Linked DNA regions of Mus musculus: region 2 is linked to region 1. Evidence: chromatin loops called from intact Hi-C (ENCODE). Cell type or tissue: heart. All regions are shown on one strand. Each heading gives the region's core, and the rest is flanking DNA. Links, peaks and the distances in the headings are about the cores only. Region 1 overlaps Adra1a (adrenergic receptor, alpha 1a). Region 2 overlaps Adra1a (adrenergic receptor, alpha 1a).

Region 1 (15,503 bases), core at 4,729-12,728:
CACAGACAGACAGACAGAGACACACACACACACATGCACACATGTATACTCACACACGTGAGTACCAGCATCTGCACACAATACTGCAAGAGTTTCCACTCGTGTCTTATCAATAACAGACTTGTAATCCTAGGGAAATATTCCTAGGCACAAACGGAAAAGGAGAGAGTCAGCAACAAGGGAAAACCTAGCCATGTGACAAAGATGCTCAAGAAGACATCAAAGAGATGCATGTAGGTATCACGTGATCCTTGATTCCGCTTCTGAAACCATGGTGCCCTTCTTATACTGCACAGAGATGAGTAGAGAGACAGCGATGGGATTCAGAGCAGCCTCATAGAAGCACAAGACCCGAGAGAAGGTGAAGACACAGCATGCAGAAGCTTATTCATTTGTGGGACTATGGCTCCTTATTTATAAATGCTGAGTGTGTGTGTGTGTATGTGTGTGTGTGTGTGTTAGAGGTAGACTGGGGTATTTCAGAGTGAAGGAATGTTGAATGCTAAAATGGTATGTGAGGGTGGCCATGACCTTGAATCTCTATTATACTGAAGTGTATAACATGTGGCAGATCCACGGAGGATACCTTCAGGCTGACAGTCAGGCTTCTGGGTGGAGGGGGGGGGATGATCAGGGAATATGTGCACGCAATTCTCGTCCTGGATAATTCTTATTTGTGCTTATCACAGTTTGAGAGTTGTCACCTCCTACTCTGAATGTCCCATGCCAACTACATGCATGTTTCAAGAAAGCACAAAACTGTAGATACTAGAGCAACACTAGCAAAAATCCTGTGGGGGCATATTCCTCTTGCACCTGTCATTGAACTTGAACACTGACCTGGGCATCCTTGTTTCCAAGAAAAGAGGGAACATGGCTGTGACTGACGGTGCTCCCTAAGCTCCTCCTAACATCTGGTTTGAACACTGCTCTCTTCTGCCATTTCTAGAACCCCAAACATAGTAACTGAAGCTTTTTCTGTGTTAGGATACCACACATTTGGACCCTTGAGGAAAGACCCTAAAAGATGGTATTATGGGAGCTGAGGGAGAGAACTCAGTTGGAAAAATGGTTGCTTCAACAGCATGAAGAACTGAGTTTGAACCCCAGACCCCTGGAACAACATTAGAAAACAAACAAACAAAAACAAACAAACAAACAAAACAGAATGAGGTAGTGTATGACTGTGATTACAGCACAGGGAGGCAGAGACGATGAGTGGCTGACATTTGCTACCCAACCTAACTAGCCTGAAGTATTGGGAAAGGATCTTTACCTATCCTAAATCAAATAGGGGACTAATATCCAATATATATATAAAGAACTCAAGAAGGTAGACTCCAAAAAATCAAATAACCCCATTAAAAAATGGGGCTCAGAGCTAAACAAAGAATTCTCACCTGAGGAATACCAAATGGCAGAGAAGCACCTGAAAAAATGTTCAACATCCTTAATCAGGGAAATGCAAATCAAAACAACCCTGAGATTTCACCTCACACCAGTCAGAATCGCTAAGATCAAAAATTCAGGTGACAGCAGATGCTGGCGAGGATGTGGAGAAAGAGGAACACTCCTCCATTGTTGGTGGGATTGCAAGCTTGTACAACCACTCTCGAAATCAGTCTGGCAGTTCTTCAGAAAACTGGACATAGTACTACCGGAGGATCCCACAATACCTCTACTGGGCATATATTCAGAAGATGCCCCAACTGGTAAGAAGGACACATGCTCCACTATGTTCATAGCAGCCTGATTTATTATTATCATAGCAGCCTTATTTATAATAGCCAGAAGCTGGAAAGAACCCAGATGCCCCTCAACAGAGGAATGGATACAGAAAATGTGGTACATTTACACAATGGAGTACTACTCAGCTATTAAAAACAATGAATTTATGAAATTCCTAGGCAAATGGATGGACCTGGAGGGCATCATCCTGAGTGAGGTAACCCAATCACAAAAGAACTCACGTGATATGTACTCACTGATAAATGGATATTAGCCCAGAAACGTAGAATACCCAAGATATAAGATACAATTTGCAAAACACATGAAACTCAAGAAGAACGAAGACCAAAGTGTGGACACTTTGCCCCTTCTTAGAATTGGGAACAAAACACCCATGGAAGGAGTTACAGAGACAAAGTTTGGAGCTGTGACGAAAGGATGGACCATCTAGAGACTGCCATACCCGGGGATCCATCCCATAATCAGCCTCCAAACACTGACACCATTGCATACAATAGCAAGATTTTGCTGAAAGGACCCTGATATAGCTGTCTCTTGTGAAGCTATGCCGAGGCCTAGCAAAGATAGAAATGGATGCTCACAGTCAGCTATTGGATGGATCACAGGGCCCCCAATGGTGGAGCTAGAGAAAGTACCCAAGGAGCTAAAGGGATCTGAAACCCTATAGGTGGAACAACAATGTGAACTAACCAGTACCCTCCAGAGCTCATGTCTCTAGCTGCATATGTATCAGAAGATGGCTTAGTCGGCCATCACTGGAAAGAGAGGCCCATTGGTCTTGCAAACTTTATATGCCTCAGTACAGGGGAACACCAGGCCCAAGAAGTGGGAGTGGGTGGGTAGGGGAGTGGGGGTGGGGAGGATATGGGGGACTTTTGGGATAGCATTGGAAATGTAAATGAAGAAAATACCTAATTAAAAAAAGGTTAAAAAAAATAAGAATGGGAATAGTACCTGAGTAGCAATGTCCAAGATTGTTCCTGGGCCTCCATACACACGTGTGTACATGCACACACTTGCACAGGCACACACACACACACACACCACATACACTCACACAGATACTCATGCACACACAAGCACATACACAAACATACACACATATGCATGCATACAGACAGATGCACACACAGCTATACATACATACATACATACATACATACATACATACATACATACATACATACACACACTCACAGATGATATACCCTGGAGTCAGTTGATATTCATTTAATGCAGAAAAGGAAGCATTAATACAAAAGAAACCCAAAGACATTTGGTTGGAGGGACAGCACAGTGAACATTCCGATGGTTGTGGATGCAGCAAGTGTCAAATGCAGACCTGGGTATCCAGAGATATGATGGTTTACTGAAGGCATTGACTAAGAACTGAGCCATACCTTACGCAGTCATTTCTTCTACCAGTACCCAGATGATTTTTCTAGATAACCCTACAAGAACCATCTAAATTCACAGAGCCCTACCCTTGAATGTTGCGGAAACTCCTTTGGGGCCTACCAGAGCAGGTCTGCATTGCCACAGCAGGGTCTAAGAGTGGATCGAGGTTGGTGTGTGGAGTCTCTCTTACTTTTTGTTGTTTATCTAATGATGTACACAAGATTGAATGGCTTCTTGAAAGCACAAGATGTTCCGTGTAAGTGCCTTGGTTCACCTTTATACGTGGACGGTCTCGTAGTTTCTCATGGCTAAAGAAATATGCTCAAGAGATGAATCTGGGGTGCAGATGGTGGGGAAGAGGGAAGTTCAGGAGCCTCATATTGTGGCGTTATAACCTAATCACATTTTCTTGGCAGCCACACAGACAGCCCCTGCAGATCTGTCAAACTCACATGGACCTTATGAAGATTACGATAACAGCATGCCCAATGGAGCTAATGAAGAAGATCTAAAACAACTGGTAAAAATAGATGGAGTTATGAAATGCTTGTTATGGATAATGACTCTGCCACAAATCAGCCTGTAGGGGCAGTTTCATTTCACACACTGATGAGGAGAGAGGAGATGCCAGCAATGCCAAGACAGGAACACAGTGGTGATGTTGTGCCCAGGGCTTAAGCAGATAGGCTGGCGCTGAGCCCTTCTGAGCCTGCCTGGGATCCAGCCCCTGATGGCACCTCTTCATTGAGGATGACTAGTTTATGAAAGGTCTAGCTGGGGCTCAGGTTATCCCTGCATAGGTAAGGGCACTTACTGCGAGGATAAACATGAGGACCTGAACTTGAACTCATGTAAAAACCCAGCTGTGATCCTGTACATTGTAACTCCAGCTGTGGGACTTGAGGGGGTGTCAGGGGCTGAGCACTGGGGCTTGTTGGCTTCCAGCCCAGCTCTAGCTTTAGTGAGAGACCTTGTCTTAAGGGGATAAGACGGATTGCAATAGAGCAGGACACTTGACATCCTCCTCTGGCCTCTGCATGTACACATTACACGAACTAACACGCGTGCGCGTGTGCACAGACACACACACACACACACACACACACACACACACACACACACACACACACACACATGTTTTAAAGGTCATGGAAATTCCAGGTGACACTTAGTGTCTTAGACATCGGAGGAGGTCAAACCTAAATAGTCCAAGTGGGTTTTCTTAAATTTAACAACAGTCATCCTGAGAGGAGAGACATCAGTCCCTTTTCTGCCCTCTGCTCCCCTCAGATGAGAAGAACATAGTGTCACACTCACAGGGGACTGAGGATTCTTTAGGTGCTGCAGGCTGATTTTTGCTATCCTTTCTCCATCTTCAGTTTCTGCCCTCCAATGCTCCTACCCCTTTCTGGGGCTGTCAGTGGTAGCAGCCCCCATACTCTCTGCCTTGGATAGCCCCATACTCCAGGCTGGATCACCTTTGTCTCTGATTTGCAGGCTGATGAGGGGAGGATGACCTGCTGGTCTCTCATCTGCTTAGAGGAAGAAGGCATGGAGAGCCCAGGTCCTTTCCTTCCTTTGAGACCACCAGCTTCTCTTTCTCCTGCCAAATTCCTCCTTCATCCATCCACACAGGAGCAGTGAGAGGTGATGCAGCTGTGAACCAAGTGGCCTGGCTTGCCCTTGGATTTGCAGGTGGAATGCTTACCAGGCCAAGAAAAAGCAGGGTATCCATGGATAAAGAAACACGTTCCAGCTTTCTAAGAAAGGGAGCTGGCGACATCCTCTACAACTCAAAGCATGCGTGCCCCTTCATTGGGCACTTTCCAAGTAGAAAGAAGTCTATCTACCAGTGGTAAAAACACCTTTGCCAATGAGACTCTGTTAGTGGAGTCAAGAGCAAGGTACATGGTGGTCACAGAGGAAGCAAAACCTTTGATACACTACAGATAGCTTTCACTGAAAACACCGAGAGGAAAAATACAGGTTAAGTCAGGCTGTATGTGGGACAAGAGACTGGGAGACGTGAAAGGCAGGCAACTGGAGAGATGATTCAGTTGGTAGAATACTTGTTTTTGCAAGTTCAAGGACCTAAGTTTGATCCCCAGAAGGAATGTGAGAAAAGCCAGGTGTGGTAGCATGAGCTTGTGAACCCTGCACTGGGGAGGCAGAGAAACACATATCTCGGGGCTCCGTGGCAGGGCAGGCTAGCCTACTTGGCCAGTTCCAGACCAGTGACACTGTTGCCTTTAAAGAGACTGAGACGGATAACATTCAAAGAAAGACAATGAAGGGTGACTTCTAGCCTCCATACGCATGTGGGTACACACACACACACACACACACACACACACACGAAATATGCATGGATGTATACATGTACAAACAAAATGATGTCAAACAGACTGTATAGTTTAGGGAAGGAGGCTGAGTTGAAGATTCACATTTAATCCGCTTTTTGGACCTTTCCCAGCTGTGGGAGCAAGGCAAGCAGAATGGGGTAGAAGAAAGAGCTGGGCTAAAACAAAGCCAGAACAAAGGCCTTAGCCTATCGCTGGATGGTGGGCATTCATGCTGGCTAGTTTTATGGTAACTCAACCCAAGCCATAGCTATCGGAAAGGGGGGAAGCTTGATTGAAAACATCCACCTGTAGGGCATTTTCTTAATTAGTGATTGGTGGGAGAGAGCCCAGCCCATTGTGGGAGTTACTATCCCTACCTTAGTGGTCCTGGGTTTTATAAGAATGATTGAGCAAGATACTGTAAGCAAGGGAAATAAGTAGTACCCCTCTATGGCTTCTGCATCAGCTACTGTCTCCCTCCAGGTTCCTGTCCTGCTTGAATTTCTGCCCTCACTGCTTTTGATAATGAACTATATATGGAACTGTGAATGAAATAAATCCTGTACTCTCCAAGTTGCTTTTGGTCATGGTGTTTCATCACAGCAATAGAAATTGTAGCAAAGACAGCATCCCTGAGGATATAGGTATCTAATAAGGCCATAGTTTAGCCATTGGGATTTCTGCTCTGAGGAAGGAGGTATCTACCATCTGTAGAGGACAGCCACCAGGGCAGACATTCAGCTACCTGCTGCCAACCATCCACACATTCTGGAGTGAATGTGGGTAAGCAGATGGCTCCTTGTAGCACTCAGGGCATGAGTATAGGTTGTGTGTGCCTGTGAAGTGATGGGTATGTGTGCACAATTGTGCTAGGAAAAGTAATCTTTGGTTCTTGAATTATATAACGCATCAGTACCAATAACTCTAAGGCTGGCAGAACTCCTTTTCAATGGGAGACAAATAGGCCCCTGACTCCTGCTGTTCAGGTGCTGTCTCAGGACCAATGGTTTCCTCTGACCTTGTCACAGAGGCAGCAGGTGTGCAGCCTCTCATCTGAGTGCCTACCAGTTCCTGAGAACTCTCTGCTTTCTATTTTTGAATGAGATGAAAATAGAACCAAGGGATAAATTTTTATCTCCCTTTGACTTGTCTGGAGTACCTTGAATATGGTTTCATAGTTGGCACCAGGAATAAAATACAAAATAAAGACTCCAGGCAGACACCCCACTGTCTGCCTTAGGCAGAGAGTGACTCAGAGTGCTGAGAAATGAAGGTACTTGCTCTGCCTCTGCCCTAAACAAGCATCCCAGTGTGACTCAGGCTCTCCTCTTGAGACTAATTAAGATGCTATAAAAATGGAAGGGCCTCATCACTAGACACTTTCTTCCCCAACTGTATCCTCAAAGCAAGTAGAAACGATGCATGCAGCCTGTTAGTTCCTCCCAACATCGCCACTGCTCAGTGTGAGATTCTGCTTTTAATACTAAGTGCTGGAGGGAGGATGAAGGCTCTCACACAACCTCAAAGTAGCCTGATGCTTTTGATATGGAAAGAACAGCTCAGAAGATTGCAGTATTCCAAGTGGTTATTTTCATTTATACTATTTTATTTCTATTTTTACTTACATAGAAATATTTAAATATTTCCTCTCTTCTATTCTATAGTATCATTATGGTGCTTGTGATGGTATCACCTGGATAGAGTTTAGAATCATCCAGGAGGTAAGCTTCAGGGAGTTATCTATGAGAGATTATTTTTGATTGCCTTAGTAGGTGGAAAGACCTGCCCACTGTGGGTGGCACCATTCCCTAAGTAGAGGATCCTGGAGAGCATAATATAGAGAAAGCAAGCTGAACACTAACAAACATTCATTGTTCTCCAGTCTCCTGGCTGCGGATAGAACATGACCAGCAAGCTTCAAGCTCCTGGTTCCTTGACTTCTTCACCTGGACTGTATTTTGAACCATGAGTCAGAATAAGTCCTTTCTCCCTTAAGTCACTACTGTCAGGGTATTTTATTACAGCAACAGAGAAAGAAATGAAGAGGGAGCTATTGTAGAAATAACAGCCAATGCAAACAGCCAAGAGAACACCCAGCTATGAGAACTGGAAAAAAGAGACACCAGAAGGTTAGGATAGTGTTTATATACTTGGATAATGAACAAGGTTTAGCTGGAAGTACTTAGCAGTATGGTAAGAAAGCAGGGACATATCTGGCTAAGCAATAAATGCCTAAAAACCTGTGGCTTTATTTAATAATGACCTGACCAGCATTTGACACAACAGAGCTCAAAATTCCATGCACTTCAGTAGTAAAAGCATGAAATACCCAGGGATGCAAAGAGGTGCAGAAGAGTAACAAGGAAAGCTGCACAAATGGTCTGGCTCCTAGGAAAGGGTGACTTTCTTCAAAGGGACACGCCTATACTGTGAACATATAAGTTTTATCCACTTGAGTATATTAGTGAGCAGAACTTCAAACCATAGTTTATTAACATTGGCCAAAGCATTCTTAGTTTCACCTGGAGGAATCAATATGAATGAAAAGACAAAATGAGGCAGAGCAGGGGATGGATGTTGGCTGGTTAGATTTCAAAAGGTATCTTAAAGTTGCATACAGGCAGAGACGAGAGGGTTCAGTGGGTAAAAGCACTGGATCTGAAGCCTGACAGCAAGCATTTGATCCCAGAGCACTCAGATAGGTGAGAGGAGACAATGAGATCCACAACCTGTCCTCTGACCTCCACATATGTACCATGGCATGCGCACCCACATGTACATTACACACACACACACACACACACACACACACACACACACACACACACACTCAAATGAGAATGAAGTTGTGTCCATTTATAAACACTGGTGATAAAATACAGATGGAACTTTCTTCCGATTACCAGCCAACATTTCTGGACACAGAAATCAGCTCTCGCTCCTCAGGCAACTGTGAGTTCTCATGGATATTATTTTGCACAGGGGCTTTCTCTACCCCAGTCCAGCAGTCTAGGAGAGCCCATGTCCCAGCACTCCCCACATAGTTTCAGATAAAGCAGTGCAGGCCTACCATTTTGGACGTGCATCTATTGACAGCACTGAGAGAGTCTGGAGCTCAGCGCACATCTTGTGACTGGGTCTCCATGACAACAAACATCTGGCAGAGGAGTGACCATCCAGCTGGAACACTGGAGGCCTCCCACTTCCTGTGGGCTTTTGTGCTATCTAGGTGAAAGGTGTAGACCCCCGTTTTAACATTTAATGTGTCTGCCAGACTTCCAAGGCCTCACATGATGGTGATGGGTGCATCCTTTGTGTGGAGAGCCAGCATTTTCAAATCTGTCAGGTGTTCATTGTAAATGTAAGAGAAATCATTGTAAAAATGAAGTGAAGAAGGGAAACGAGAAGAGCAGCTGCTGCTTTTACTGTGTTCAGCAGCAGACAGAAAGTTGTCTCCCATTGCTATCAATGCTTCCAAACCCTTTGCTTTCTTAGGCAGGCCTCGCTGACTGTTGTGCAGCTCATCACAGAAAGCCTGGCTTCCTTTGGAAAGGATGAACCTTCATCCCCCACGGTCTATGCAACACTGTCTTACACTTCCACAATGACTCACTGTCTATGGTATGCAAATCACTTCCCCAATAATTTAACTCTGAGCTCCATGAGGAACTAGAAATCCCATTTTGTGGGTCCTTACAGAGACCCTCCATAGTGTAGCCTGAGTGGATAGTGTCAAAGCCAGAATGTGTTTGGTTGTGTTTTCTTTGGTGATCCTGTGTCCTTCATACTCCTTGACAGAATCAAGTATGTTACAGTGGACAAGGGACTTGGGACTCTAATCTACAGCTCAGTAAGCAGAGCTGGCTATGCTGGACACATGGCTCCAACACTCCTTTCTTGGAGCCAATGCTGAGGCTCCTACACTGTATCACTATGTAAGAGGAAGTGGCAAATGACCTGTCAGTCAGAGAGCCTGTGTGTTTCAAAAACAAAGAATGTACCGCATTGTTGCTAAGTCACTAAAGGCTTGTTAAATGATAAGAACACAGAGGTGGCTGGATATAGTGGTGCATACCTACAGTTCTAGAGATTGGAAGGCTGAGACAGGAGGATTAAGAGTTGGAAGGCAGCCTGGACTATAGTAAGAGTTTGAGGGCAGTTAAAACAGAATGAGAGAGAGAAAGAGAGAGAGACAGACACAGACACAGACACAGACACAGACACAGACACAGACACACACAGACACAGACACAGACACAGACACACACACAGAGAGAGAGAGAGAGAGAAAGAGAGAGAGAGAGAGAGAGAGAGAGAGAGGGAGAGAGAGAGAGAGAGAGAGAGAGAGCTGTAATTTTCAGGTTTAGGATATGGATGTACACATGTGAAAACCAGCCAGTAGCTCTCTTATGCTGAGTTGCAAATCACAAACAGGTCTCAGAACTTTCAAGCAAAATTGCAATGGTTGTTCAAAAGGAGTGCACCTCCTGTGTCCTGTACCAGGAGCCAGCAGTAGTGTTTGGGTGGGCAGTGAATAAAGGTTATTGTTAAAGTCACATTAGGCTGTGCACAGTTAAATGAGGTTCCAAAGGGCAGGGAAGAGTACAGAGGCTCATAGCAGATGGGGCAAGCCACACATTTGGGAAAGGCTCTAACACTAGACTCTGGAGGTCCAGGTTAGAATCCAAGCCCAGCCATTTTCTAACTTCGTCTAAGAAGTATTATTAGTACAAAATGAGAAAAGGGATTTGACCAACACAGAGGCATGGTGACACAGTTGACCATGTGAGTTGTAATAAAACTAATGCTCACCGACTTCATCTTTCTCTGCTTACATGATTTTAGCCCCATTTAGAGAGATTGCCAAGTCGTTTTTGACCCTGTGATTTTTTTGTCCCATGTAGGATGAAAACAGCTTCAGGAGCATAGATTTCATGTTAAAAAATTCACCCACATTGAGATAAAAGGAGAAGCAAGAAGATTACCATGAACGGCTCTAATATGCATTGGAGGAGACTGTTTGATGCTTCCTGGAGATGGGGTACCAGCCAGCAACACCAGCTTGGATGGAGGAGACTACGTTGCAGGGGCTATTCAGATGCCCACACTGGTGAGCTACCTTGTTTGCAGAGGCTTCTGTGGCTGGATGTTTGATTCAGAATGGTCACAACTTCAATAGCTCCTCCCACACTGTGCATGAGTCTCTCTCTCTCTCTCTCTGTGTGTGTGTGTGTGTGTGTGTGTGTGTGTGTGTGCCAGTCTCTGTCTCTCTGTTTTGTTTTTTGTGTATGTGCATGTAGAGGCCTTAGGTGTTATTCCTTGATACTCTCAGTTTCTGGGGTCGGGGGACAGTTCTTTCACTGGCCTGGAACTTGCCAAGTAGTCTATGCTGTTTGGCTAGGAAGCTCCAAGGATAATTCTGTCTCTGCCTCCTCGGTGGTGGGATTTTTTAAACATAGCTAAGTGAAGCCTTCAGAGCTGTAAGGCGGACATTTTGCCAAGTGAGCTACCTCCCTTTAAAGGAGACCCACTAACGTGACCTTTAGTGACTTTGATATCTGCCTTTCTACATTACTTTACTCTTCACAGAAGTACCCCACAAGACCTGGAAATAGAATCCAGCAACTTGTTGTAAGCGGGACACACAATCAGAACAATTCAGATTTTTTCCCCTTCGCTTAAGTTGTTCCAGTTGGCTGTCTACACCCAATCACAAGACTCTTTTTCTCCAGGCTGTGTAAAGCTAAGCCAAGTAATTGAGTACAAATCAGGACAAGCAGTTAATCATACAGATGTTTCACCCCATATTTTTTTCCCTCTTAGGCATCAAAAAGCTGTTAGGATACATTCCTAATTTTATATTTAAGCACCTTGGAAAGCCAAATTGTTTTTCTAGTGTGTATTCACATAGTCAACAACACATGGCTCAAATCCAGAACTTGTCTGAATCTACAGCCTAAGACACCAACATGGGTCTACTTAAAGATCAAGTCACTACTGTTGGAGTCTAGGTGACAGGCTGAAAAGCCAAGCTGCTCATATTAAATAAACCACAGCTGGCCGGGTACTCTCTGATGAAATACAAAGAGACTTTGATTCTCTTTCATTTGATTCGGTAAATATTTACTCAGCACTTACTTCTGATGCCTAGTGGGTCTTGAGAATTCAAATATGTGTAAGACAGATCCAGGTTAGGCCCGTAGAATATCCTCTGGGCTTAAGTGCTTACCCATCCCAGTGGTTCTGTTGATGGGGCACCAAGGCCTGAAGACAAGGAATGATCTTCGCTAAGGGTATAGAGCAGGGGAGAATTCAGGCAGTTTAAATGTTTGAGCTCATGACTGCCATGGATTATATAACTATAAAATAAACAAACAAACAAAAATAATGGCAGATAAAATACTACCCAAGGTGCTCCTCTATAGCCCTGGGGCTCAGGGAACCACCCACCCCTCCTCTGGACATATATTTCCACTCTGCACAGGGTCACTTCCTCTCTGACCTAAGTAGCCTATGTGTCCCCAACTATGTTGTCCTCAAAGTATTATGATTCTAACTGTGTTCTTAGCTCTATTCTGGGGAAGTTAGATACCGAACTCAAACTAATAAAGACCAGGTTTTTCACACTTAGGATCTGCCATTGAAGGACGGATCAAGCTCAATTGCATATGGACATGGGGATGTAAAGTATGTAATACAGGGCTGGGGATCTGGCTCAGTCAATAAAGTGCTTGACATGTAAGTACATTTGAGCCTTAGCATCTATGCTTTTAAAAAGCCAGATGTGTGGGAAAGCGCTCATAACCTAAGCGCTGAGCCAAACAGATCCCAAGGACTCAATGGCTAGCCTGCTTACCCTGCTTGGAGAGCTTCAGGCCAGAGAAAGACCCTGTCTCAAAATACAAGGTGAAGAGCAGCAGAGGACCAAGTCCCAAGACTGGCTTCTAGAGGCATACACAGCCACATCCATACCTCCCCTGATGCACACAAAGCCAACATATGGGTCTGGGAGATGGCTCCGTTGACAGAATGCTAACCACACAAGCAATAAGCCCTAAGTGGAGATAACCAGTACCCTCATAGAAAAGCTGGATAGGGTAGCATGGGCTTGTAATCTATGTGCTAAAAGGCAAAGACAAGAGGATCTCTGGGACTTGCTGGCCACCAAGTCTAGCTGAATCACGGAGCTCCAGGTCCAGTGAGGGTCCCTATCTCAAGACATAAGGTAGAGTGCAATTAAGATACACAACATTAACATCTTGTCTACACACACACACACACACACACACACACACACACACACACACACAGAGAGAGAGAGAGAGAGAGAGAGAGAGAGAGCTGAATGTTCCATAAAGCAGTAGGTTGTAAGTCTACAGTGACCTCTGATGATCTTGGTCACAGGCCAACTGTGAGGGCAGAGTCTTTTAGAATCTAGCGTTCACTAAGATTTCAATGTGTTTCTTTTTTTTTTCTTTCTTTCTTTTCTTTTGTTTTTTTTCAGGACAGGGTTTCACTGTGTAGCCCTGGCTGTCCTGAAACTCACTCTGTAGACCAGGCTGGCCTCAAACTCAGAATCCACCTGCCTCTGCCTCCCAAGTACTGGGATTAAAGGCGTGCACCATCACTGCCCGGCTCAACGTGTTTCTTAAAGATATTCTGAGATCTTAGTCCAGTCTGGGATAGCTTCCTAGAAGAGGTGCACTGGGGCTCATTTTAAAGGATGGAGCTGATTTAGTGAAAAGGGGCATACTTTTTTTTTTTCTCAGTCATTCCCGGAGACTAGAAATCAGAAACAGGGAGGGCCTGAGGATAGAGAGAAGGGTATGGGATTGGGGAGAAAGCACACGAACTGGCCTCATGACTTCCTGGAACTGGAGGGCCAGGCTTGCTAAGTTGGCCAAGGTCAAAAGAGAGAACAGGCCCCCTGGCACGACACCATGCCTTGTGTTCTCCATATGAGACACCTTTGCGTGATGCTGCCCACAGACCTTGGCCCTCACTTGCATCTGTGAGCCTGGGTGAATCACAGGAGGGCAATATGTAGTTTCTCAAGTTTGTGTTTGGCTCATGCTGTCAAATCTCCATCCTGACCCTTATGAAACACTCTTACCCAAGACCACTCGGAAAGAGTCAACATTAGTAAACTAAGAGCTCCTGCCTATAATTCCCTTCCAAGGGACAAAGTTGGAATGTAGAGATGTGCACAGTGGGATGCAGGCATTGGGCTGACATTAAGAGGATGGTGATTCTGGGTAGCACTGAGAAGCACTGCTACCCACACGGTTGTAGGGTGTGGGGACTGGGATGGTATTGCGCACAGGATTTTTCTTTCTGGTGTTTGTCCCAGAAGATCCATTTGATATTGACACCTGACCTTCAACACACATCCAGTTCTTGCCAATGGCTTCTACACAAACATTGTGATTCAAATCAGCTGGAATAAAGGCAGTTACCTATGAAAACCCCAGACGGGTTTGGAAAGTATAAGTGCTATTTACGATGAGCACAATGATGGTTTATAGCAATGCACTTTTTGGGATATTTTTCTTTTTATTCTGATGCTTGGCATTTCTCTCTCTCTCTCTCTCTCTCTCTCTCTCTCTCTCTCTCTCTCTCTCTCCCTCTCTCTCTCTCTCTCTCTCTCATATGTTGCACTGTGGAATTTGGCAAGAGAAAAATCTTAAATCAGATTAGAAATATCACCTTCCCAGTTACATAGCTGAAACAGGAGGTCTTGATTTACTCAAACTATATTTGTTTGAAGACAAATTTAACTCCAAATGGAGAAACTGCTCGAAGGTCAAGCTTTTCCTTGGTTACTTTGGAAGAGTTGCTAAAGCACTTTTGTCCCCATGGAGGCTGGGTTGACACCGGGAGGTGTTATTTGTGTTATTTCCCACGCCTATTTTCCACCTCTTAGTAACAAGGGAGAATTATGGCTGAGGAGAGCAAATGAATCCTTATGTGGGCATGGGCACAGCTGAGGACCAGCCATTCACCTCAGCAGAAGTAGAATGGCCTCTCTAGCATGCTGGTCTTGAGGGCACAGAGGACATTAAGGACACGAGATTTGGCACCAGGGAGATCCAGACTCCAGTTCTTGCTCCACCACACGCCTGTCGCATGACCCTGGGTGAGTTACTTCACACTCTGCCACACTGTCTATCTTGAAATGAGAATCAAAATGCCTATTGCTCTAAATGTCTTCATGGAATACATTAGTGACCGTAAATAAAGCATCTTGTATCAGACTGGATCTAATTAAGGTTTAAGAGCAAACCAATCAAAAGGAAGAATCCAGGAGAAGACAGGGGACCAAAGGTGATGAGATGCACTGAGATGTTTTTTCTATTCCGGTCCACCCGTGGCTCTTTTCACCTGAGGTCCCAGACTCTATCCTCTCCTCCTGCCCTTTCTCGCCCATCCAAATGCGAAGGTCACCATTTCTGTGGCTACTGTGATGGCCAATACTGATTGTGTCATCTTGACACTATGTAGGAGATGAATATCTGTGTTCATCTGTGAGGGAGTTTTCTAGAGTTTGATAACCTAGGCCGGAAGACCCACACTAAATGTGTGTGTGTGTGTGTGTGTGTGTGTGTGTGTGTTGATACTATTCCAAGGGATGGGGCCCTTGACTGAACGAAAAGGAGAAAGCAAATATAAACATTCACCTCCTTCTGCTTCCTGCCAGCAGTTACAATGTCACCAGCTCCTCCTGTTCCTGCCACCTTGGCTTCCCCATTATGATGGAAGCAGCTTCAAACTGTGAGCCCCAGAAAATCCCTTTCTCCCTTAAGTTGCTGCCTTAGTTGGTTTCTATTGCTGTGAGAAAAATACCATGACCCAAAAGTACCTTGGGGAAGAGAAAGGGTTTGTTTCATCTTGTAACTCGTAAGTCACAGTCCATTATTGAGGAGTCAGGGCAGGAACGTGGAGGCAGGGATGGAAGCAGAAGCCATGAAGCCATTTTCTAATAGCTTGGTCCTCATTGCTTGCTCTACCTGCTTT
Region 2 (15,503 bases), core at 3,598-11,597, 73 kb before region 1:
CATTGGGAGCCCTGTGATCTATCCTTTATTATAATTATTCAGACTTTCTAAGTGCATTAGTTACTTATTTGTGGACGGGACAAAATACCTGATGCACAAAACTTAAGAAAGGAAAGGTTTGTTCTGTCTCACAGCTCAAGGGTACAGAAGGTGAGGATGTCATGACAGGGGCAGGGGACAGCTGGTCACATTGCAACCACTGGCAGGAAGTAGAGAGAGAGAGAGAGAGAGACGACCTCCCAGCCCATGGAATGGTACCACCATATTTAGTGTAGCTCATCCTATCTCAATTAACCCAACCAATATTGATGTAGATAAACCCAGAGATTTGTGTTTATGGGAATCCTAAATCTCATGAAGTTGACCATCAAGATAATGTTGTATAAGTTAATGAACATCACTGGGGCATTTCCACCATGCTTTGATGGTGTCTACCCATGCTTCAATGCCCTCTAACCATCTTCTATCTTTAGTTTCCCCTAGGCCACGGATCCCATTAAGGAGGGCTGTCCCCTCAAGACTGAATTACCTTCCAAATGCTTCATTCATCCTCAGACACATTCACACTGGAAGTTAGATTTCTGCACAGGGATCTTGGAAGGATCTGAACATGCAGCCCATAGCACTCAGCAACCCTGGAAATTTCAGATTCAAGCAGGTCAGATGAGGAAAACCGGAAAGAGTCCGAGTGGCTCAGTAGTGACACCCAGGATGTGGGACACAGCTCTCCTGGGGAATTAGTAAAAACTGAATGTTACTGACACATGTCTGGGTCTGTCTGCCTTTGATTCTCAGAGAAGGGAACAGTTCAGACCCCAGAGCACATCTCAACCCCAACATGATAATGTGTTTAATTGATTAGCTTTCTATGTGCACGAATTCTGTTTTAAGTAAGTGTCTGGATCAGAGTAGAATAATGAGCAGAGTGGTCCCCACCCAACAGTGACTCTTTGTCTGTAAATTCTGTTAGAAGCGATTTACATTTACAAACAGGAGAGATGATAATTGGCCAACAGAGTGACATAGCATTTGCTCTCTGTCTGGGAACACTGGTTCACAGGGTCATTCAATATGTTGGCTAACATCAGAATGGAAAGGGATAGAATTATCACTCAACATTTTATAACAAATTCAGAGTGGGTGTTAGTAGGGAGCCTGTGCTGTGTAATGCTTTAGACATATATCCCTGAGGAAGTATTCCCTAAGAATTGAATGTGGAAAAAAAGACTTGCTCTTCTTTAGAATTTTTTATTGGTAAGTGTACATGGTAGTGGGCTTCATAAAGAATCCTTTCAAGTACAATATGCACGTTGACCATATTTAACCCCATAGCCTTCCCTTCTCGCTTTCCCCTTTTCTCCCTGCCCTGACATTCTCTTCTTCCCTGCCCCTAGCCTCCCTCTGCTTTTGTGTCCTACATATGTAAGTGGGCTTATGTATCTCCATAGAATCTAGGATGTATAACTGAGAGAACACATGTGATATTTGTTCTCCTGAATGTGGCTTACTTTGTTTAATGTGATGATCTCAAGTTAAACTCACTCCCTGGCAAATAACATAATGCTTTTCTTCGTGGCTTAATAGCACTTCATTATATATGTATGTGTCTATGTATAGCTATGGTGTTTCCTTTCTCCATTGTTGATGGACACCTTGGCTGACTCCCAACTTGGCTGTTAGTGCTCCAGTGAGCAAGGATGCTCAAGTATCTCTGTGATACGATGACTAAACATCCTTCCGATTCAGAAGCAGTACAGCAGAGCCAAATGGTAGTTCTGCCTTCTGCTTTTTGAAGAATCTCCATGTTGTTTTTCCACCATGGCTTGACTAACTTGCACTGCCATCAGCAGTATATAAAGCTTCCCCCTTCCCCACATCTGGACCAGTATTTGTTGTTACAATTTTCTTCCTGGCAGCTGTTCTGACCAGGGATGGAATCTCAGTGTAGCTTTGAGTTTCCATAATCACTAAGGATTGTTGAACATTTTTTCATATGTTTGTTTTTTTAAAACAATATTTATTTTATAAGTATAGGTGTTTTGTCCTCATGTACGTCTGTGTATCTCATGTGTGAATTACCTACAGAAGCTAAAGGAGGACTTTGAATCCCTTGGAACTGTGTAGGTGCTGGAAACCAAAGGCGAGTCCTTTGGAAGACCAGACAGTGTTCTCACCTGCGGAACCATCTCTCCAGCACCCACTGCAACAAGCATCTTGGTTATTTGTATTTCATCTTTTGAGGTCTGTTCCTTAGCTCATGTATTGAGTAGCTTCTTTGTTTTTCTTGGCATTCAGCCTTTTAAGTTCTTTGAACATCCGATGTTAACGTTGTGTTGGTGGTATTGTTAATAAAGATTTTCTCCCATTCTGTAGTTTGTCTCTTCACTTAATAATTTTTCCCCTGCTGGAAAGTCTTTAATTTCATGCAATCCCAATTGTTGGGCACAGGCAGTTCTTCTCTACATCTGCCTGTGGAAATGTTTCCTCATAGTCTGAGAGGTTTAGGTCTTAGATACATTTGGAATCTCTGCTGTGCAGGATAACAGACAGGAATCTAGCATGTTCTTCTACCAGTAAACATGTTTCTCACAACTCCTAGTTGGAGAGATCGTCTTTCACTAAATGTATGTTTTGGCAGCTTTGTAAAGAGCCGGGTGGCTGTCCTTGGGTGGGTTTCGTGCTGGATCCTCTGTTTTGCTGATTCAGGTGTCGCTTTTGCCCCAGCACCATGCTGCTTCTGTAAACATGGTTCTGAAAAGTGTAACTGCGATAAGCTAGGCCTGGCTTTGTTTCTTCTCAAGATGGAGTGTTTCTCAAGGGTGTGTGTGTATGTGTGTGGTGTTTTAGAATACACGAGTGTTGCATATACAATATGTAACTATAGTTTTGGATATTATTGCAAGGGGAATATTTTGAAGTTATCATATAGGAAAGGTGCTGGGTTTGGCATGCTGAATTTATATCCTGATATTTTACTGACAGGGTTTATCATACCTAAGAATTTTCTGGTGGGATCTTTAGGTCTCTTATATATGCGATTGTATCATCTGCCTACTTGTATTTGGCTTCTTTCTTTCCTATTTGTGGTCCTTTTATTTCTTTCTCTTATGTTATTTCTCTACTAAGACTTCAGATACTCTGCAGAATGAGAATAGAGCAGACTGACACCCTGCTCTTGCTTCTAACTTACTAGTTTTCCGCACTTACTATTCTGTTGGCTGTAGGTCTGGCATATAAAGCCTTTGTCATATTGAGGTAAACCCCTTCCATTCATTGCTTTTTTTTTCCCATTTCATTTCTAGTTCTCTGAGGTTTTTATCATGAAGGGATTTTAGACTTCCTCAAGGACCTTTCTGCATCCGTTGAGATGATCGTGTGATTCCTGCCCTTGCATGTCTTACTCTGATGCATCACGAGTATTGATTTGTACATTTTGAACTATCTCTGTATCACTGGACCAAGCTCACTTGGTCATGGTGAATGGTCATTTAGAGGGAGTGGGGCTTCTGAGGTTCTGATATTGTGGTCAGAAAATAAACTCGATTGGAGACTTCTCCTCAGTCTGGACTGCACACATCTTTTTCTGACCGCTGGACCCTCAATCTGCCCAGCACACATTTAACACCTCCAGATCTGAATTCTATTATTTCCTTCTCTTGCTGCCTTCCTCTAAGCCCGATGACCTGGTCATATTGTCTGTGCCTTGAATGCAGCCATCATGCACAGTGCCTGTCCATTCTCCTGTATACTTTCCTTGCCTCAGCTGCCCACTTCATTATCACCAGCCATATTAACAGCACAGCACAACTGAATAATGAGGGAATTGTGTATTTAGAGAAAGACGTTTAAAATATTTTATTAGGGAACACTCATCAATATTGAACAAAGCTTAAATACATGGTGTCAATATGTATAAGGGCCATATAAATTTTCATCATCATGACAGACACATTATGAAACAAATAAGATAGATTTATTTTCAACAGTGGGCATGATCCATAAAGCCTATATTTTAATAATTTATTCATTTGCTTAGTAGTATGTACATTTACTTTCTTGAAAAACAAGAAGAACATAAACCAACACGATTGTCTACCATGTCACATCATAAACAAATGGACCTGTAAAAGTGCTGCATAGAAAATTCATAAACACTTACATAGCACATGCCAAGGGCATGGAGTCCATTTAAATGGAATCAGATGCTTCAAAGCCATTGCAGATGTCTGAGTGTGGCCTATATGCATTAATACACAATGGTGCACACAATTCAAGTACAACAATGCACACACATGGATACTTTATTTTCACATGGGAGAGAATTCTCCCTTATAGAGCATAGAGCACATACCAGACTCTTAGCGTGATTTACACTAACTGAAGGAAACATGATTATCAACTCCACCGACCAAAGACCAAACCTGAAACTGGTGGGCATAGCTCTCGATCGCTGGGCAGTAAGGAACTGCTGTACCTCCTGGGAATGTTACATATCAAAGGTTATGGGAGCATAATGGCAGCTAAAACCAGCCAGGCAGCCCACATCTACATCTCTGGCAGCATGGAAGTCGTGTGTTTGTATATTCAGCAGCTCTGAGGAAGAGACAGGCAGAAAAGCTGCATCAGGCCAGCAAATGTCAGGGTTCGTGCTGGAATAGCAGCAGCTTTCTTTTATTTACTGAGACACACTTTCCCCCAGACCTAGTAAGTTAAGTTGGTAAGCGCCGGCAGGCTGTAAAAGTGTAGTCCAAGTCCTTCGATTTATCTGCTCTCCCCTCTGCTTCCTGGGCTGTTTAATTTGCAATAATCACCAAACACCATTGGCTGCACACTTGTCCTGGCAGAAACAGCTACTGCCCCTTCCTCTCTGGCATGGAAGGCAACCAGGGGGGCATTGTAGTGATGCATGCAGTTCACTGCTGTATTGTTTTGCAAGATAAAACTCCTTCCCCCCCTAAATATATTGTACAATGTTTCCTTGCTATAACAGTTTTTCTACTCTTAATTGCACAGAATTGCCTTTCCTACAATTTTCTTACTAAGCCTTCTCAAGCCCTTGGCTATTCTTTCGGATTAAACACCTCATGTTTGAGAGAATGGACAATGAGAAATAAATTAGATTTTTTTTTTCCTGTACAGGCATCTCACTATAATATTGTAGAAAGCTTTGACAACAAATGCAGGCTACAAGATAACCAATGCTTTCCGATTTTCAGCCAGGGCAAACCTGGTGGTTCTACTGGAAAAGAGCCCCTACATTCTCTGTGTACTGGTTTTTCCAGGAGTTTTCCATGAGAGAGAGAGGGAGGGAGGGAGGGAGGGAGGGAGGGAGGGAGAGAGAGAGATAGATAGATAGATAGATAGAGAGAGATATTTGCCTGCAGGTCTCGGGGAGTGAGGTTTGCTGAGTCAAGGGTCTGCCATAGTTATTTGCCTGGCATACTAAAGGAGCTGCAACCCCCATCCATATTTAAGATGGATTTGCCACAGGTCCTTTGCATGGGTGAGCTTCTTCCTTTCTGGGAGCAACTTTCTTCATTGCCCACTGTCTTTTTCTCTCAGGATCCAGGAAGGTTAATATTTTTGAGAAGCCTAACTTTGTGGTTAGTGGGCACTTCCCTCCAAACTCCCACACAGGATCCTTCATAACTATTCGTCTCACAGATTAATTGATCTGCTCCTCCCCTCCACGGACCATGCATGTTCTGAAGGTGAAGACTCTCTCTGTCATTGTGGTTCTCCATCCCTCGGGTCCCAGACAGCCCATACCACACCCTAGATCCATGATGGCGCCCACAGCTGGATGCAGTGGGAGCTTCCTCAGGAAGAAGGTGGGGATTTGTTTTGTGTGCTGGCTTCCCTCTACTTCTATGGATAGGCTAGGGTTTGAGGGACACTAAAGGGACTTCAGTGTTCAGTCGTTTTTTGTGTGTGGTGTTGGGGATTAACTAGACCATATTCATACCAGGCCACTGAGCAGCACATTACACCTTGGGTGTTTAACTTGTAAGAATCCACTGGGGGAAGTTATCTAAGCTTGCTTTATAGATATTGAACTGCTTGTGTCCCAGCGTTGAAGGCCGTGACGTGACTGTGAGATTTGTGTCCCTGTGAGATGATGTTTAGGCAAGGGACATGCCCACATGTCGGGCAGGATTCAGCATCTCCTGGAGTGACCCCAGAAGGACAGAGGGCAATTTGGGGAGATTGGATATCAGTCACAGATAGGTATCTGGCTTCCTGTAATAGACATATATTTCAATAAAATGCAGGGTAGGTGGACCTTTAGAGATCCCTATTCTGATTTTTTTAAAATGAGCTTTCTTTGTTTTACATTTTACTTATTTATTTTACATGTGTGGCGAAGCACATGTGTGGAGGTCAGAGAACAACTGAAGGAATTGGCTCTCGCCACCATGTGGATCCCAGGGACTAAACTCCGACCTTCAGGCTTGGTGGCAAGTGTTTAGCCGTCTTGCTGGCCCCCATATTCTGCTTTGAGACCACCAGGTATCAATGCAATAAAATGCTCTCTTTTCACAGGGTAGCATTTTTTACTCCAAACTTCAAACATCCATTTTTTAGAGAGTCAGAACTTGGCAAAGAGGGTTCCCAGAATTGAGACATCTGTACCCCGTCAGTGGGACAGCCCCGTGATGTCCTCCTGACCTCTGAGGGGCCATGCCCCAGCTTCCTCTCTCCCAGCACTCAGAGAAACAGCCACTTGGGTCAAGGTTCTCCCCTTGGCTCTTTCCATAACCTCACAGCTGCTCCCTAAAACCGAGACCTGAAATAGCCACGGGCTGTGTTTATCTGAAGCACAGTTGGACCAAAAAGCTCAGCTCACAAGCCGACTTTTCCCTTCTGCTTAGAGCAGATTTGAGGTTTGGAGTCATGAGAGACTGCTGGCATCGAGACGGTGGCCAACCTCTGCCAGACACAGCCTCCCAAATATGCCAGCCATGCTCAGTGATGCTTGTGGTGTGAACCTTCCCATGAAGTCACTTGTCCAGAGGTGCCCAGAGGTCCTTGGAATGGCCCATGGCACTATCCAAGGAGAACATGTGTCCTACAGCTCCTGTTGCTGCTGAATTCCATGCCAACTCCAGCTGCCCCTGCTAGTAATTGGGAATGGCTGTTCGCCTTGTAACCATTTACTTCTGACAGTTGCCAGGCATTGCTTAGCCCTGACTCCTTAGACAAATTTAAACTGAAGCTCTGTGTCGAATCCTGTCCCTTGTCCTGCAATCAGGATGCCTTTTTTTTTTTTCTTGTGGCATCAGCCCTATAAACACATGTGCACCAAGTATGTAGTGCCTTTCACAGGACAGCTGTGATAATGTACCCTGTTGGTAGCCGAGAAAAGCGCAACCACCACCCTGCCTAGACAGTCCCACCCTGGTGGAAATCTTCAAAGTAGCTCAGGGAGTTTGACTTAAAAAAAAAAATTAAAGTGGAGTTTCCAGGTAAAAGCATCTCTAATCCAAAGAAAATAGCACGGTGGGGGAAGGGTACAGATAACAGAGCTGGCGTCTGAGTTTCGGAGTGCAGCGCCCCGGCAGGGCACAGCCTGTTTCTGATTTCCTTTCTAATCATACAAAAGACATCTGTGGATGCTGCCGATCTTGCAGGTGAGCCGGAGGAGGGATTCAGGGTAACGGAAAAACTTACTCTATCAGTTGTTGACTGTGGAGTGTTTAGGCCTTAATAACACTCAATCCGTGGAGGGAAGAACTGGGATGGGAAAATGACACAAACGGGGCGTGCCCTGGTGGGTCGAAGAGGCCCACTGTGAGTGGGTTGGTTTTTATCATCTCATGAGGCATCTTCCTGAATTCCCATCACACCTGCCACACCCTCCCCTGCCCCATTTCACAGGTGAAGACAGGTCAAGGAGCTTGCTTTGAGTCACCATGAGACAGGAGGAGGCACACTACAGCCCAGGACTGATGACCTTGCCTATAGCTCTTTTGGCTTTCCTCCAGAGCTAGGGGTCTGGGTGGAGCTGAGTAGGTCAAGGTTCAGCATGCTGAGTCTGGTTCAGGTTCACACAAGAGAATTTCAGAGCAATGAGTGGGTCAAGTCTCAGGCTTCTATCTCTCAAACTCCTTGCAGACCTTCCCCTCTCTCCAGATGCCCACATCTTCATGCCAGCTCTCTGTGAGACTCTTTCATTTACAGTGTGACTATAAAGTCTCAACCGTTAGTATGCTATCATTTCAAAGAGTGTTAAAGGGCTTAGCTTGGAGCATGTGTTCTAAAAATATAGCTATGCATGTGTATGTGTGTAGGCAAGAGAATTTCCTCAGGAAGTGTCTCTCAGGAGCAGGCTACCTTGTCTTTTAGGTATAGTCTCTCACCTTTACCTGGAACTCAGTGCTTTGACTAGGCTGGCCAGCCAGCGAGCTCCAGAGATCCACCTGTCTGCCCCTCAGTGCTGGGAGCTGTGATCCCTTCCTTTCCTTGATTTCTTCCTTCCTTCCTGTCAGTTTTCTCTTCCTTTTTTCTTTCATGGTTTCTAGGGAATTCTTGATGCTTGCAAGGCAAAGACTTCACAAGTTGGCTTAACCCTCACAGACCTACAAAATCGACTTTTCACGACTTAAGCCTTCCTTCTGCACCATCCATCTGAGTCACAGGAAGGCGTGAGATGATCTTGGTGTCTGCAAGCTTGGGTTAGGTCACCATAGTTATAACTGAAAGGATGCTGTTTGTAACTTGTCAGGTCCAGAGAATACAGATTCTCTTCCTTCACCTCTGATGAGGAAAGCATGCATTTTGATGTGGGCTTTCGAAGCTGAGACAGGATGGCTCTAGCAGACCTCCTGCTCTCACTTGAAGTTAGGGATGAGGGTTGGGTGCGGTACTCAATCTAGGAAGGCAAGAGTCAGGCTGGCTGCCAGGAATGGAGGTGAGAGCAAGCAAGGTCTCTATCTTTTAATTAACTTGTTCCCCAGTAAGGGGTTCACTCTAAAAAAAAACCCCACAAAACAAAAACAAGTTTGTAGGAAACTGGCAATAAATTGCTACTAAGTATCTAAGGTACTTGCAGGTCACCCTTCTTAATAGCTGTGATGGTTTGTATATTCTTGGACCAGGGAGTGGCACCATTTGGAGGTGTGACCTTGTTGGAATAGGTGTGACCTGGTTGGAGTAGGTGTGTCACTGTGGGCGTGGACTTAAGACTCTCACCCTAGTTGTCTGGAAGTCAATCTTCCACTAGCAGCCTTCAGATGAAGATGTAGAACTCTTAGCTCCTCCTGCACCATGCCTGCCAAGATGCTGCCATATTCCCACCTTGATAATGGACTGAACCTCAAAACCTGTAAGCCAGCCCCAATGAAATGTTTTCCTTATAAGAGTTGCCTTGGTCATAGTGTTTGTTCACAGAATTAAAACACTAAGTCAATAGCGTTCCTATTTTATCAGCTGGATCTTTAAAAAAAGTTTATTTATTTATATATTTACTTATTTACTTATTTATTTAATGTATGTGAATACACTGTTGCTATCTTCAGACACACCAGAAAAGGGAATCTGATCTCATTACAACCATGTGGTTGCTGGGAATCGAACTAAGAACCTCTGGAAGAACAGTTGGTGCTCTTAACTGCTGAGCCATCTCTCCAGCCCTTATCAGCTGGATTTTGAGCACCTCTTCTATAGTAGAAAGTTTCTGCACGTGGGCTTACTGTTTGTTAATGTGCCCGTGCCTCTGCTTTTTACAACCACTGTCACTTGTGGTATGACACAGGGACTAGGAAGGGGAGACATTGCATGTTGAGAAGTCATTATCCCATACTCAGATTTTGATCAGAGAGGATGAAACAACAACAACAACAAACCAGATATCTTTAGTGGATCCATCAAGACAGAGACCCACCCTTTCAGACCTGTCTTGGGATGGCTTCTGCCTCTGAACACTTCTGTAGGTTTTGATCCCACAATACATTTTCTTTTCCTCATTTCTAGATTGGACTAATGCTAAAGATGTGACACTCTAGACAAGGCACTGCAATGTGATGGAGATAGTGAGACCAGAGACATCTCCTGCCCAAGAGGTTCTGGGGTAGGGATCACGGCAGGAAACCAAAGCCTTGATTTTGGACTTCTAGCATCCAGGACTGCGATGAAGCCAGTGAATGTTGCTGAAGCTGGGCAAGCCCGCAGAACTGTGTAAAAATGCACCCGATAAATGAACACAGGGATATAAAGGCCGAAGCTCCTGGCAAAAACTGGAACACCCATGTTGGGGAAGATTCTTCAGAGCGGAAGTTTTCCATCAAGTTCAATGGCAGGGACCATGAAAAGGGCAATCCCAAGTTCCAGGGGGCGCACAGGACGATGTGTGTTTCGAGGAACAAGAAACAGAACGTTGGAGACAACAGCAGCCCCGTGGATCATTAGCCTGGGATTTGTCACCCGATGGATTAGTCATTGTTCAAGGTAAAGGGGGAACTGAGTTTAATTTATGAGTTCATCAAGGCCTTGAAAGAGTTTAAGGAACTCTTAGGAGGGAAAGTTTATATGAAAAAAAACAAAAACAAAAGACAAAAATAAGAGACACAAGACCATGATGGAGAAGCAAAGCTGACTTAGAGAGCACATGAAAGATGTCCAGACCATGAGAGGTTGAGTTCTTCAGAAACCATTCCAAGTGGTTTGCATCAGGGATGAAAAATTGTGTCCCATTGGATAAACCTGTCTTTTGAGCTATCGATGACTCTATATTTTTAAAGGACTGTCCATGGCCTCCTGCCAGAGCCAAAACAGAGACCATACAGTTTATCATGCCTAAAATGTTTCTCATTCATGGAAATAGCAGGCCAACTCCTGGTATACATAAAACAGGTATTTAGTTATTTACTTTTGGCTTCTTTAGGAACAACCCCCCAACCCCCATTTGTAACAATGCCTCTTGGAAAAACACATTCTTGACTTCTGAGCAGACGAACACAGAACCCTGCCAGCTCATACACTGGGGACTGTCATTACCCTCTTTGGTTTCATACCAGGGTGGTGCAGTGAAGAGGGGCCATCTGGGGCTGCTGGTCAGAGTGTACCCAATGGCCCACAGGTTTCCTTTGGGAACCTCAGGGTGACAGTCACAGCTGGTTTTGACCTTACATGTCACACTATTGAGCAAATCAACTCTTGCCCTGACTCTCCCCTGGCTTTGTAGCAGCTTATCTATGGCGACAGAACAAAATGACATGTGCCTGTCTGTTAGCCAAGAAAACAAGTTCTTCCCAGTGGTTGGCCAGGATGGGAGGGGAGAAGGTCCAGACAGATCTGGAGTTAAACTGAAGCAGTTCACTATGAAAGTCAGTGAGTCAAAATACACAGCGGACACTGGGGGACATGGAAGCATCTCCGAGACAGATTAAATATGAGGGTGTTCAAAGAAGTCCTTGACTCATAACTTCTATTTCTTCACATACCAAAAGTAGATTCAAAAAAGAAAAAACAAACAAACAAAAAAAAAACCCAAAACTCCTTCCTTTTCTTCTCCTACACAGGAATGAGCCAAGAAAGATTTGATAAGCATGTGGTGAGGCACAGTAAATTAAATTCACATTGGAATTTCTGTCTTAATTCCCTATGATGTTCACATACACTTATTTTATTCAGCCTGTTTCATAGACCAGGATGATCATCATATTCTTTTCTCTAAATGCAATGCTAAGTTACACTAAGATTTTTTTTTTATCACTTAAGTCTGTATTTTCATGGCTTAACAAACCATCACCTCCAGCTTATAGTGAGATGGCTCTGAGTGTGCTACAGGGACAGTGTGGCAAGAACTCCCAAGCCATATGAAAGAAAAGGCCATTATCTCCCCCTCTGAAATGAATAAACCTCCAGTTTCAGGGCAGTTGCTTGCTTACCAGTCACGGGAAATCGTGACTAAACTCCCTGCTTTGAGCCACAGCTTTGGTCAATTTTCCCCTTTCATGGTCCCTGCCACTCCTACGGCCTTTGTAAGTTTGGCAGTGGTGTTTTGAACCATGACATTCTCCTACAGAGAGCAAGTAAGCCTATTTCTCAGCTCACTCGTATGCCATAGGGTCTGGGAAACATGAAGGGGACCCTGCCAATGCCACCTTTGCCCAGGGGCCAACATTATATGCTGAAATCCTAGCTTGCTTCCCAGCCCAGACCCCCAACAGTCAAGTTCACTCCTTCATCCTGCAGGGACCTTGGAGGGCCAGAGGCCACTGTTGCCATGGCTTTTGGAAGATGTGGCCTCAGCCAGCTCCTCAGCATCAGTTTGGAGGCCCAAAGCTGGTGAAGTGTTCCAACTGGGTCTGTCTGTCGCACAGGTGGTTTCATGGATAAAAGCCCTGGTAGTGTAAAAAAGAGACCATAGTGATAGTGAGTATATCTGATGCCTGTGTATCTGCTACCCCTCTCTTCTCTTGTCTCTCTGGTTTTCGCTTGCCTTTCATCTGCTTGCTTAAACATCCACCTGTTCACTTTTCCCTTCGCTGAGGAGCCAGTCTCTTCCCTAATTAAGTCAGCAGGCATTCATTGAAGAGGCAGCATCATATTTTGGCAAGAGGATGGGGACAGAGCTCTCCCGAGAAGCAATTAGGAATGTTTGTTAGTGGTGATTAGGGAACAGTGATTAACGCAGGAACAATTACCTGCTCAAGAAAATAGTTCCTAAAAAAGTTTCGCTCCCAGGCTTTCGCCCCAAAACCTGCTGGTCTAGGAGGTCTTCTTGATGATTCATATAGAAAAGGAAGCAAGCTAAAATGTACAGCTGCGTATCAATGGCCTGTCTCTGGCTACCTGGAGGCCAGCATTCGGAGCCTTCCTCTCTGAGTGGCATCCATGAAAATTAACATGCCCAGTACATGGCCTGCAATCCCTGGTGGGATGCCGCCAGCCTCTTCTGTTCTTGCTAAGTTGTAAAATAAAAGCTGGAATGTGTAGGTTTTTGTTTGTATAGGTTTTTGAAGAGGCATTCTTCCTAAGTGTTCATATAAACCATGTCTGGCAATCCTGGAGGAGCACCAGAAGCCTTGCTGCTCTGCAAATGCAGGGTGTCAAATGCAGAGGGATTCCACGCAGAAGCAGTCGTAGATGAGCCTATGGAAAGGAAAGTTCTTTTTTCACAGTGGATAGCCTGGATCTATCTATTTATTTATTTTTTTGAGACAGAGTCTCGAGTAGTCTAGGCTGGCTCAAACTTACTAAGTATTCAAGGACGACCTTGAATTCTTGATCCCCCTGTTTGCACTTCCTGAAAGCTGAGTTTACAGTCGTGAGCCACCACTCAGAAATTAGGTGCTGCGGGGCAAGTGTATACCAGGCAAGCACTCCACCAACTGAACGGCAGGTCTGATGCCCTGGAGAAAGTTTTCAAGCAAAGAGATTCAAGGTCCCTCTTCGTACACACAGTCTGAATGTAAGATGAGACTCAAAATTTGCTACCATAATGTCGGATTGATTTTGTGACATAGGGACAATCCTAAAGCGATCGTTTTCTAGAACACAGAGAAGAGGACATTCTAACTGAGGTTACTCTGGGTAAATTCCTCAAACTCCAAATAGAAACAGTAAACACGTGAATATAAATATGACAATCATTTGTTTGGCTGCAGCCACTTCGGTTTTTGGCACACTCAACGGTACAGGCATTTCTGGTGGATGATTAAACACAAGTTCACTTTTAAGTTGTTTATCCCGTGCTTGACACTATGTTTTGGCGACATTATCAATTTCTTATAAAGTTGGTGTGTTTCTATCTAGTGTCCTGCTGTGGGAGTGGAAAAAGCTGTTAGGTATTTGGCTGTTGGAGGGAGGAGTGCCAGCAGAGTGTGCAGGCAATGGTTTATGGGGGAACTTTACAAGGTATGATTGTCAAGGTTTTATCTGACAACTCATTTTCTAGTTGGTTTTTTTTTTCCTTTTCCTCATTAGCAACGGTGCCAACGGTGGCTTTTTTAGTATTCCCGAGCTTTCTCACTTTTAACATTTACATTTTATTATCAAGGGATTTAATGATGATCAGTAACATGGAATGGTACCCCGCTGAAGAAGAGCTAAGATCCCTATTCCCGTCAAGATGCCCTTTTATGAGGGAATGACACGACCAAGAATGGGTTTTAGAATTCAGATTTAGAAGTATGATATTGTGAACAGCGAAGCCTATAGAGAAAATGAACCAGGTTTGTGTCCTGGAGGTCTCTCCAGATGTCAACACACCCACATCTGTTAGAGCTGTTAAGAGCTATGCAAAGAGCCCAAGAGCCTAGAATCCCAGCCAACTTTTAGTGACAGAAGCCAAGTTCAGAACGCAAGGCTGAGTAACGACCTAGCTGGCCAATGAGAAGACAGGGTCCAGGAAAAGGTAGAGAAAGCAGGTCATAGTCAAAGTTCCAAGACAACCAACCACAGCCGCCACAGCCAATGCACACAGCTCCTCCATTGCAAAGTGGGTAGAGATTTACCCTTAGGCCGATAGAAGAGAGTTCCATCTGATGTAACGGAGGAAAGGAAAGTTGGGAAGGGAAGGCCAGGAGCCTCACTGAGAAGATTTCATGGTAGCTTCAACCAGCTCGGAAGCTCTTAGGAGAAATTAGGTGAGCAGGGGAAGACGTTATAAAAAGCATTGGTAGTTGTGATTCTTGTTAGGGTTGGTGCCACAGACAAACACCTTATCTTACAATTTTTACAGTGGAATGGCAGGTATAGTTTAGTTTTTACATGTGATTAGCCTAGGCACCACTTGCAATAATCTGGATTACTAAGAATGCAAGGATTTGGCATATATAAAGCAAAAGCAAAAAAAAAAAAAAAGAAAGAAAGAAAGAAAAAAAAGAAAAAGAAAGGAAGGAAGGAAGGAAGGAAGGAAGAAAGAAAGAAAGAAAGAAAGAAAGAAAGAAAAGAGCACATCTTCCCAGGTTTTGCAAAAAGTAGGAATCAATTTTGGCAGTTGTTTGGCAATGAATTAAAGTGTTTGAGGGTAGGCATCAATATGTTTGGAAGCTCAGGCGGGGGTGCACCTGGACCCTAAGACTCATTCTTCATGCCACAAATGAACTCCATTCACGACACAGAGTGGAAGGAAATGGAAGCCAGCATTCTGCCATGCCTGGATTTCCATTATGGAGTTCTAGGCAAGGTGAGTAGCTCGTCACATCAAAGAGGATGCGGAATAAGCAGGGCATTAGCAGGGCGTTAGTATCCATCCCATCCCAGCCTCTTGCTCCTTAAGGGAGATAAAAGAGGGAGCCTTCCTTCACCAGTTCTGGGAAGTGCTGTCCCAGGCACACCTTATTCTCTTGATAAAAGCATGCTGTCCTTGGTTAGTCCTGGCCACACTCCTCAGATCCAAGAGTGGAAAATGCACTCCAGTTTCAAATGGGGCTAAGGAACCAGTCAGAGAGCAACCATTGGGAAGCCCCCCTGACCAGTTTCACCCAAAGCTGAGAATATGGTGTGGTCCAACTTGCTCTAAAAGCATGTTGGTCATTACCTTGCACTCCTTTCTG

What was found. Hi-C counts contacts between places; a loop is a spot of excess contacts. Peaks named below come from ENCODE experiments on the same cell type or tissue, not always from the same donor. Only the 100,000 strongest peaks of a DNase experiment are listed, where the experiment ranks them.
Region 2: a loop joins it to region 1, with 6 times the contacts of the local background. A loop is called at or near these places in 5 of 42 quality-filtered maps.

What each region holds. Positions count from the first base shown.
Region 1 is chr14:66,656,698-66,672,200 of GRCm38, reverse strand. The region is part of intron 2 of Adra1a (adrenergic receptor, alpha 1a); the gene reads right to left. Among named protein-coding and RNA genes, the nearest start is that of Adra1a, 29 kb to the right of the region's middle. In heart, for the core only: no CTCF peak of the experiment used is centred there; a DNase peak (open chromatin) is centred at 8,620.
Region 2 is chr14:66,728,405-66,743,907 of GRCm38, reverse strand. Adra1a (adrenergic receptor, alpha 1a) reads right to left here. Exons shown (of 4, transcript NM_001271760.1): 4 at 10,446-12,344. Among named protein-coding and RNA genes, the nearest start is that of Adra1a, 100 kb to the right of the region's middle. In heart, for the core only: no CTCF peak of the experiment used is centred there; DNase peaks (open chromatin) are centred at 6,907 and 11,187.